Linked DNA regions of Homo sapiens: region 2 is linked to region 1. A link is a loop called in an ENCODE intact Hi-C map of the cell type or tissue named here. Cell type or tissue: GM12878. All regions are shown on one strand. Each heading gives the region's core, and the rest is flanking DNA. Links, peaks and the distances in the headings are about the cores only.

Region 1 (5,391 bases), core at 293-5,292:
TGCACAATGTGCAGGTTAGTTACATATGTATACATGTGCCATGTTGGTGTGCTGCACCCATTAACTCGTCATTTACATTAGGTATATCTCCTAATGCTATCCCTCCCACCTCCCCCCACCCCACAACAGGCCCCAGTGTGTGATGTTCCCCTTCCTGTGTCCACGTGTTCTCATTGTTCAATTCCCACCTATGAGTGAGAACATGTGGTGTTTGGATTTTTGTCCTTGAGATAGTTTGCTGAGAATGATGGTTTCCAGCTTCATCCATGTCCCTACAAAGGACATGAACTCATCATTTTTTATGGCTGCATAGTATTCCATGGTGTATATGTGCCACATTTTCTTAATCCAGTCTATCATTGTTGGACATTTGGGTTGGCTCCATGTCTTCGCTATTGTGAATAGTGCCACAGTAAACATACGTGTGCATGTGTCTTTATAGCAGCATGATTTATAATCCTTTAGCTATATACCCAGTAATGGGATGGCTGGGTCAAATGGTATTTCTAGTTCTAGACCCCTGAGGAATCGCCACACTGACTTCCACAATGGTTGAATTAGTTTACAGTCCCACCAACAGTGTAAAAGTGTTCCTATTTCTCCACATCCTCTCCAGCACCTGTTGTTTCCTGACTTTTTAATGACCGCCATTCTAACTGGTGTGAGATGGTATCTCATTGTGGTTTTGATTTGCATTTCTCTGATGGCCAGTGATGATGAGCATTTTTTCACGTGTCTTTTGTCTGCATAAATGTCTTCTTTTGAGAAATGTCTGTTCATATCCTTTGCCCACTTGTTGATGGGATTATTTGTTTTCTTCTTGGAAATTTGTTTGAATTCTTTGTAGATGAAAGGTGTCATTTCTAAGCAGAATCTTTAAGAGCTAGTACATACTTTACCATGTTCCCTTTTCCCACTTCAACAAACATGAACCCCATGTTCAGATAAAGCCTCTGTCCCAGAGTCACTACAATGAATGGGAAGTCTCTTAGCCTTCCACAATGAACAGGTACCATGGTGTGAAAAACAACAAACAAAAGAAACCTGTGCTCATCCACTGAGATTTTTGTGTCATTTGTTACTGCAGCACAATCCTACCTATCCTGTCTAATACAGGTGCTTTTCCAAAATGCTCTGCAAAATTTCTATCCTTAATTGCTTATGTACCAGGAGTGATTTATTTCTGTACATTTTAGTGACACTGCTTTGTGACTCCCTCTCATGTGAATATTTTTGTGAATATTTTATGTTCCATGGGTCAGCTGACTCTGTCTTCTACCCTCAATGCTATGAGGAAGGCTATTATTTTTTCCCAGAACCATACCAAAGGCAAGGCAGTGGGAATGGCCCATGCCATGGAGGAAATAAGAAGGTGCATTTTCTGTAGAAATTTTTAAAACTGTAACAAAACCAACTAAAGATCAGTGTGCTTTTTATTATCATCATAGGACTGCAGTGCAATGCAGTTTATAAGAGCCTGTTACATATCATGCTAGAGAACTTCCCCAGCAGTAAACAACCAAATTAGCTGGGATCCATGAATTAATTCATTCATTTATTAAATACCTCTTTTGAACAAGACATGGTGCTATGCACTGCAGATAAAGGAAGGAACAGCACTGGCACTGTCCCGACCCTCATGGCATTTATACTTGGAGCACAGGAGCAGGAATTCTACAAGTGTGCAAGTTGGCATGATATGCATTTTTCCTCCTTGAGGAGGTGCCATTTGAGTTAGACCTGAGTGATAAGGAAGAGGCAGCTGTGCAAAGATCTAGAAGAAGAGCATTCCAGGCAGAGTGACCATCAATGCAAAAGCTTTGAAGCAAGGACAAGGTTAATGTGCCTGAATATTGTGAATGCAGTTGTGAGTGGAGAGAGAGGGGGTCAATGAGAGAAGCAGGGATCAGGCACTATGCGATATCTTTCAGGCCATCCATTGTAAGGAATCAGAATTTTCATCTGGTTGGGAAGGGAAAGCACTGAAGAGCTTGAAGCAGGCAAGTGATATAATATGACTTGTTATTTACAAAGACCTCTCTGGCCTCTGTGTGGAGACAGAGAGGCAAGACGGGGAGCAGGACATCAGTGTTGGGGCTGTTGCATTGGTCCAGACAAGGGACGGTTGATATGCCTTGAATGAGAATCTTAACAGTGGTTATGACGAAAATAGCCAAATTCAGAAATTGACAGGACAAGACTTACTGATCGATTGGACATCAGCGGCGAGTGAAAGAGAGGACACATAAACAACTCCCGGTTAAAATTTTGGATTGGACAATTGAGTGGATGGTGAGCATCACTTACTGAGACATTTTTTTCTTAGTATATGTTCCATTAAACTGAAAAAAATTAAAGTTAATCCCCCTTTCTTAACTTCCTTCTACACTGGCAAATAATAATAATAATAATAATAATAATAATAATAATAATAATGAGAGACATATTTTTCAGTTAAATGACATTATCAAATTAGACTACTAGAAAATACCATAGATCAAATCATCTGGGAATTACCACCCCAGAGCATCCAGGACTGAACTCAGACAGGCAATTTGATTGGCTCACAATGATATCATAATTCTATTTCAGGGCAGAACTGGAGGTCTGCCTGTTGATGCCCAGAGCCTGAGGTCTGGCCACCCACGGGTCCCTAAGCCCTCATCTAGATTCATGCTGTGCTGAGACCATTCTGTGAGTTGATAAAAGGCTGTAGGGTGGCTGGGCCTTAGGGTAGAGGGTTGTGTAATGCAGTGCATAATGGCAGTGGAGGTAAGATTAGAAACCAGAAAATATATGTCAATGTGGTCCGACCCCTTTCTGGGTTCACATCAAAATCCCCGTTTGCTTTCCAGAAAGTAGTGGTACAAACCATTATTCCTGTTCATGAGCTCCTTGGGACAGTTCTTCTAGGACACAATTCTCCCTTGCACTAGAAACTATTTTAAAAGTAAACAACACCAGACACCACTACTTAAAGAAAGTCTGGCTCTAACATCCTTCTCAGAAACATTTTGTTGTTGTTGCACAAAAAGTGGCCTCATTACAAAGAGCTTTATTCACAGATCTACAAAGAAGGTAGAGACCATAGGGTCACACACCCAGGAGACAGAATTAAACAGTGTCTTTCCAGAAAGGCAGCAATGAATTCCAAAACAGATTTCAGCTATGAAGATAGATTTTTGCCTATTGCCTGCAATAGGAATAGGAAAACCCTCATGTGTCTAGCGTAATAATATAAGACTTTCAAAGGGCATGGTATTTATTCAAACCACACCATCAGTACAATCTGCAACTCAAATTGCAATGTCAATTTTCCCTTATTGTGCATGTTTCCAGTGCAGTGCCTGGAGCTGAAGAGTGGTGGGGCTGTAAGTCAACCTCTTCGGCTTTGGCCAACTCCTTTGGGTGTTTTGAAGGCATCTCCACCACTTGGCTCATAGCATGTGTCTGATTAAGCCATTGTAATAGGATAATGGACAATCTCATATTGTGGAATCATAATATGGCATTGTAAGATGGACCCAGAGAATCATATCAACGCAATTCTCAAGGGTGGAGTACACACACACACACACACACACACACACACACACACATATATATATATGCACACACACACACACACATATATATGTACACAGTATCTAGACTACAGCAGGCTAATAATTTAGTGGGCAGTATCGCATAGTGGTTAAAGGCTTGGACTCGAGACAGACTGCCTGAGTTCACGTCCCATTTCTCTCATTTACCAGCTCTAATGTGAAACCTTGGCAAGTGTTAAACGGCGTGACAAAAGTAGAACGTATTTCATGGGATTGTTGAAATGATGAAATGAATTAATACACATAAATGACATAGTACAGCACCTGGCAAATAGTAGGGACTATTTGGTATTATTATGATTACACTGCACACTTTTAATCTAAGGCCACACTTCATGTGTGTCCCCTTCATGACTTCATGTGCTGTCAGAAATCATCCTAGAGAAAAGGATGTGAGAAACTAACATGCAATGAGCCTCTACTCAATACCAGGAACTATTCCAGAGAATGTACATGTGCACTATCTCTAAGTCTGAGTCATTTCCCCAACTGCAGTAGCCCATGACTCAAGTGGGGAGAAGTGTGGTATGATCCAGGTACTTAGTATAGCCTTGCCTAGATTTAAAACCTGACTCCACCACTTACTAGCTGTGTGACCTTGGACGAGTTATTTCACCCTCTAAACCATCATTTCCATATCTGTAAAACAGGTATAACATCTAACATTCATGGTGCTTCTGAAGATCTAACAAGCTGACATATGTCTATGACAGTGGCTGGCACAGTGTGGGTTCTCAGAAGCAATGTTGCTCCTCTAGTTACTTCTTAGCTTTTACCTCCAAGGGAACTGGTAGCCTTCCCTGGAAGAACCCAAGGCCAATAGGCATTTTACTATTTAAACATAATTTATTCTTTCATGGAAAAAACATTTTAAATCATTACATGTATAGTGAAAGAAAAAGTAAATTATGTAAACATCTGGAAAGAGTCTTAAATTTCCAATAGACATATGTTTTCTTACTTAGCATATATTCACCGTTCAGCCCCATGTATTTGTCAATACAGAATTTCCTTTAATTCCCCCGTAACTTAGTTGTTTTAACCAAAGAGTAAGAGTTAATTGGAGCAAAGAGAAAGATGAGATGATGATCAGCAGTTCTGAGATGACAGGGATTGATGGCTTTCTCAGTAATCTGTGGGGGCTCACCCTGACTACTCATTCTGAAATGAATCTGTAGCTTTCTCGACCAAATCTTACAACTTTGAGGGATAGGCATTTTATAATTTTTTTAATCTTTTTTTTGAGACTGAGTCTTGCTCTGTCACCCAGGCTGGAATGCAGTGGCACAATCTTGGCTCACTGTAACCTCCGCCTCCCGGGTTAAAGCAATTCTCCAGCTTCAACCTCCCGAGTAGCTGGGATTACAGGCACATGCCACCAAGCCCGGCTAATTTTTGTATTGTTTTAGTAGAGATGGGGTTTCACCTTGTTGGCCAGGCTGGTCTTGAACTCCTGACCTTGTGATCCACCTGCCTCGGCCTCCCAAAGTGCTGGTATTACAGGCATGAGCCACTGTGCCCGGCCGGCATTTTACAATTCTAAAGATAGGAGGGCTGTGAAATGGCCCTCAAGGAGCTAGGCTATAAGGTGTCATTATGTTTGGTATCACTGTCCTTTCCTTTTGGTTCCAAGGCAGTGATGGGGATGTACATTACACCATATCTAAAATTAAAGATACCAGATCTAAACACATGCCTCTACCTACTGAAGCCTGGCGCTAGACCAGTGACTGACCACAGCATACAAGGTCAGCTGGTATTGTTGAATTATATAAATTTGGGTTGG
Region 2 (5,391 bases), core at 197-5,196, 120 kb after region 1:
CTACCGTTGGCTACCAAGTTATAACCCGAGAGTACTGTTCTGAGCTACATTGCATCTTCCCCAAATTTATATGTTGAAGTCCTAACCAGCCAGTACCTCAGAATGTGATTGCATTTGGAGATAGGGTATTTAAAAAGGTCATTGCATTAAAACGAGGGCACATAGAGTGGGCCCTAATCCAAAATAACTGGTCTCCTTATAAGAAGAAGAGATAAGGACACAGACAAAGACAGAAGGAAGACCATGTGAAATCACAGAGAGAAGACAGCCACCTACAAGCTAAGGAGGGAGGCCTCAGCAAAAAACAACTCAGCTGACACCTTGATCTTGGACGTACAGCCTCCAGAATTGAAAGAAAATAAATTTCTGTTATTTAAGCCAACTTTATTATGGCAGCCCTAGCAAACCAATATAAGTATCAATCTCCATTGCAAGTGAAGTATTGCTGTAATAAATAACACACAATTTCATTGTGTATGTACCATCTCCAAGTAAACTGGAAACTTTTTGATGTTCGTGAATGTGACTTTTATTCCTTGGACCATCTCATAAAAAAAGCACCATTTATATACATAATAGATGCTCAGTAAATATTTAAAACCCATTTCTTAAACTGCAGGATATATGAAGACCTCTTTGTCTTCCTCTATTTCAGGGTTTCAGCCTTATTGACATTTTGGACTGAATAGTTCTTTGTTGTAGAGGACTGTCCTGCATGTTGTAAGACATTTAGCAGCTTCCTGGGACCTCCCACTAGACACCAGTGGTACAAACCCCCTTCCCATTGTTGTGAAAACCAAAAATGTCTCCAGACATTGTCAAACCTCCCCTGAGATTCAAGCCACTCCTGGTGGAGGACTGATCTATTGTAGCCATTTCTTTTTCTCCTCTTCTTGGATATTCTGTTTCAAGTATTATACAAATCTGGAGATTCCTTAGAGATATGTATTATGAATCCTGAGCATCATCAGGGTAACAAGAAATAAGGCCAAATTTATTGGGGGAGGGTGGCTGGTGCACCTCTGATTATGATTTGGTAGGGCTATTTTGTCAAATCTGGCCTGTAGAAAGAAGTCTCTATAGTAGGACAAGACCAAAGAAAAGACTAAAAATGTCAAGACGGTGGTTTCTGCTGAGTCAGAAGCCCAGGCCTCTCTTCCCAAGATTTCACCTCCTGGACACTGGTCACTAGCTAGGATCAACACAGGCAAGGAGTTATTTCTATCTCCAGTAGGATTGACTATTTTAAATGATTTGCGGATTCAGCCATTTCATAGCAAACAAATCCCACATCACAAAAACCACCAGGGAAATTGCCACTAATGAGTATGCTTGTTAACGACCTTAGTAAAGAAGGCAAGAAGGCAGTGGCTGAAACGGCTGGGCCCCAGAACTGTGGTCTCCCCTCTGAAGCTGGCCTCACACCCTGAGGCTGAGGTTAGTGTGAGAAGACAGTGTGACCTCTCACTTCCTACGCACCTCCCTCCTGGAGAACCATCTCAGGACCTCAGGATTGGCCTCTGGATCTCACCAACTAGTGCCCATGACTTTCATGGGTGTAAAAATAAAATTATGGTGGTAAAGCTCATGGGGTCATCCCATCTACTAAGAATCTGAAAGACTGATGGGTCATGCTTTGTGGCCCAAAACCACAATCTAGTCTGATGGTTCCATTGCCTCTGCCATCTGATATGATATCACACGGAGGGAAGAGGCAGAGCCTAGGAATAAGGCAGCCTGGAGCCAGATTATGGAGGGCTCCATGCCAAAAATACTAAATATAGATTATTTCTGGACTCATAAACTTCCCATGCCAAGAAGTCATTTTCTCTGATGTTTGTGGGGGAAGCATGGACATGGTATTGAAGACACCAGTGATTTAGTTAAATCACAGGAAACTCCTATAATCCCTGTGCTACTAGAATTCCCAGCAATACGTTTATGTAAGTAACTATAACATGAGATAATAAAAAGCTACCTAGAGAGAAGAAGAAGAAGCCCAAAACTCTTCAAGTCTCTTTAGAAGCAAAGGAAGTACTTTTCTGATGCAAAGCTTCGTAGCAGATATAGTAACACTTTCCGTTTCCACTTTCTGAATTACTCATCTCACTATTTACCATCCCAGAGTTACCAAGGGTAACAGTGAGACAAAAATGTACCCCCACTGGGACTAAAAAGGAAGTCTGGGTTGTATTTCACACCTGCTCCCTCTCCTTCAGCTCTGCATTGGGTGACAGATGCAAAACTCCTTCAGATTTGACTAAAGGTAACCCACACTCCTGGAGTTTGAGTGAATACCCACAAGCCACAGGCTAAATATGTCAGAGGGAGTTTTATAGGGGTTCCCACAGCTTCCCCATTTCCTTCCAGCTAAGTAACATGGTGCCCAGGGTTCTTTTGGTGCAGTGCAGCTTGGAGATTTGATATACGCAAAGGGGTGCATCTGTTTCCAGAAGGGCATAGTTAGCTGCCATTGGCCATCATGCTCGACACAAACTACTCCGCGTTCACATCATCACAATTTACATTATCTTCTATATCATTTTCTGTGACACATTAAATTCCCCATGCAAAAGCCATTTTCCTATCTCTTTCCTTTGCTAGAAAAAGAAGTCAATAATGACCACATTGCTTAGTGCTTACAATAGTTTTATTGCTTTTGTACTAGGTTATGATAGACACTGCACAGACATTTTAATTCCATTTAACAAAAATAAAACAGAAATACAACTTTCAAAATGAAATTGAGTACTGGCTAGGCACAGTGACTCACGTGTGTAATCCCAACTCTTTGGGAGGTCAAGAGCAGGGAGTTCAAAACCGGCTTGGGCAACATAGTAAGACCCAATTTCTACAAAAATAGAAAATTAGCTTGGCATGGTGGCATGCTCCTACAGTCCTAGCTACTCAGGAGACTAAGGCAGGAGGATTCATTGAGCACAGATGTTCGAGGCTGCAGTGAGCAAGGATGGGACGTACTGTATTCCAGCCTGGGCAACAGAGCTAGACCCTGTCTCAAGAAAGAAAGACAAAGGGGGTGGGGGGAGGAAGGAAGGAGGGGAAGGAAGGAAAAAAGGAAGGAGGGAAGGAAGGGAGGGAGGGAGGGAACCAAGTACCAGTGCTGAGGACATGTAATATACTAAAAGAGCCTATAATGTGAATTTGAACTTTGTCTGCCACCTTGAAAAAGAGTAATAGAGAAGTCTTTTTTTTTTTTTTAACATATGCTGTGTCTCACAAGCCCTTCATCCAATGGGAAAACAGCAAGTGTGGAAAATTTAGAACACATCTAGTATTAGGGCATAGCCCAAGTTGCTGTAGCAAAGTTACACAAAACACAGTGCCTCAAGCAGAATGGAAAAATATTTCCTTTTAACAGAGGAGCACATAGGTTGTGGGTAAGGCAAGGCCAAGAAGCTGACTCTGCTCCATGAGGTCCTCCAGGGACCCAGGATCATCTTCTGTTTTTAAAAAAAATTAAATCTAATTTCTATAGAGCCAAATACACTTTTCCAAGTGTTTCCACTTGTTGCCCTAGCAACATTCCCTAGAATGTTGCTCTTATCTGCAGCACCTCCTCTTTATTCTGCCCCAAAGGAAGGGTAAAAGAGAGTACAGAGCAATCAGTTTCTTTTTAAAGGGTATTAGCAAGAAGTTGCAACTCACATCCCATTGGCCAGAATTTAATCACATATCTAGCTTAAGTTACCCCAGGAAAAGGAGTTTGTGTGCCCAATTAGAACTTGGAAGATTATAATACAAAAAGGATAAAGGGGGAAATGAATACGATTACTATATGCCACAACATCAAAATCTTTACAAAGCTTGGGGATTGGATTCTTTTCTAATATCTTTCAACAAATGAGAATATAGTACTGGAACGCAATTTGCAAACAACACAGCAAAAGTTTCATGCAATGATAGTCACTTCTGGCATCTTTGTTGTTAATTTTTGTCTATTACTTCGTTCCACTTTTTTGCAAAGATTGGAATCAATTAAAAGCATGAAATTGTCTGTCAAATCTGAGAGACTGATCCCAGATAGTATCTTTGTTATTTCCCTTTAGCACAATCCAAAATTTATTTTCAATGACTCTGGCAATCATAAAATGAAGAAGTCTGTGAAGCAAGAACACTCCAGCCCAAAGCATTTCTGCAGTGTTTGGCAAGGGTCTACAATTCAAGGTTATCTGGTGACCACATCAAATACCTTGTGCTGTTTTTGAACCATATATTTCCTATACTATAAGCTATGACTCTGATCTGATCTTAATTTCCCATGACAACTACAAAAATGCAAGAAGGACATAGTTCTGTAGAATGTCAATATTCCTTTAGGTAATCATTGCTTTTGATGAAATCAAGACTAATTGTTGGCAGAAAAAAAAACTCTGAGTGAAGGAAAATAAAAGATGCTATCAGTGTGTTAATGAAGAGATTTTTATGGTGTGCCTACAAATATATGATGATGTCAGTTCCAAATTATAAAAACAGCAGTTGATACAATGTTTTATCTGTTTAGAAAATGTCAGTGCCTTAGAGCAATAATTGCTATAATCCATTGTCATGATGTATTGTACTGATGGCACAGCAGAAGTAGATATTCTTCCAGCCTCAGTAGTGATAATAATAGTAACAACAACATCAATAATAGTAGTAGTTACATTTTCCTTAATTCTACTCTTTATTGGACACTATGCAAATTACTTTTTATGCAAACTTTCTTATAATTTTCACAATAATATTGCAAGGTAAATAAAATAGGCATCACTCTCAGGAAGCCTCAGTGAACAGGTTGACTAAGCTCATCTGGTAGTTGTGGCAGTGGTGATAATGAAGATACATGAAGTGCATTCTCTGTTCCAGACCATGTACTAAGCACAGTGAAGCTGGGATTCAGAGCCATGGCATCTTTGCCGTGGTGCCTCATAGACACAGGCAGAAGCCAGGTTTGTCACAAGCCACAGGATTCATCCTGCTGTAGGCAGCCACTCAAGTTGCCTCAGAAAGCATAAGTTCTGAGCATGCCAACAAGACTTGAAGTGATGTGACATTCTAAAATTAATCCAATCTATGGGATGGTTAATACCCATTCCATCACATGAAACACCTACTTCATCCTACAATGTATTACATCTGGTCTAAGGGGGATGGATGATGGCCAGACTATATAGCAAAGAAGTGCTGGAATGGAATTTGGGGCTATCAACAGCTGTGCTTTAAGTCAAATTCTCCAAATTTGTCTGAAGCAGATAAATACAATGGTGATCAGAATACCATACTCGACTGCTATAGTTTGAACATGTCCCCTCCAAAATTTAAAATAGTATTAGAAGGTGGGGCCTTTAAGAAGTGATTAGGCCATGAGAGCACCTCTCTCAAGAATGGGAT

The links. A loop is a pair of places that touch in the nucleus more often than their neighbours do. Peaks named below come from ENCODE experiments on the same cell type or tissue, not always from the same donor. Only the 100,000 strongest peaks of a DNase experiment are listed, where the experiment ranks them.
Region 2: a loop joins it to region 1, with 4 times the contacts of the local background. A loop is called at or near these places in 1 of 110 quality-filtered maps.

The regions. Positions count from the first base shown.
Region 1 is chr13:42,496,690-42,502,080 of GRCh38, reverse strand. No RefSeq gene overlaps it. Among named protein-coding and RNA genes, the nearest start is that of LINC02341, 74 kb to the right of the region's middle. In GM12878, for the core only: a CTCF peak has its summit at 3,354; DNase peaks (open chromatin) are centred at 4,090 and 4,715; H3K27ac peaks cover 2,378 bases.
Region 2 is chr13:42,374,676-42,380,066 of GRCh38, reverse strand. No RefSeq gene overlaps it. Among named protein-coding and RNA genes, the nearest start is that of LINC02341, 48 kb to the left of the region's middle. RefSeq lists an enhancer at 1,979-2,058. In GM12878, for the core only: no CTCF peak of the experiment used is centred there; DNase peaks (open chromatin) are centred at 1,456 and 2,196; H3K4me3 peaks cover 447 bases; H3K27ac peaks cover 3,546 bases.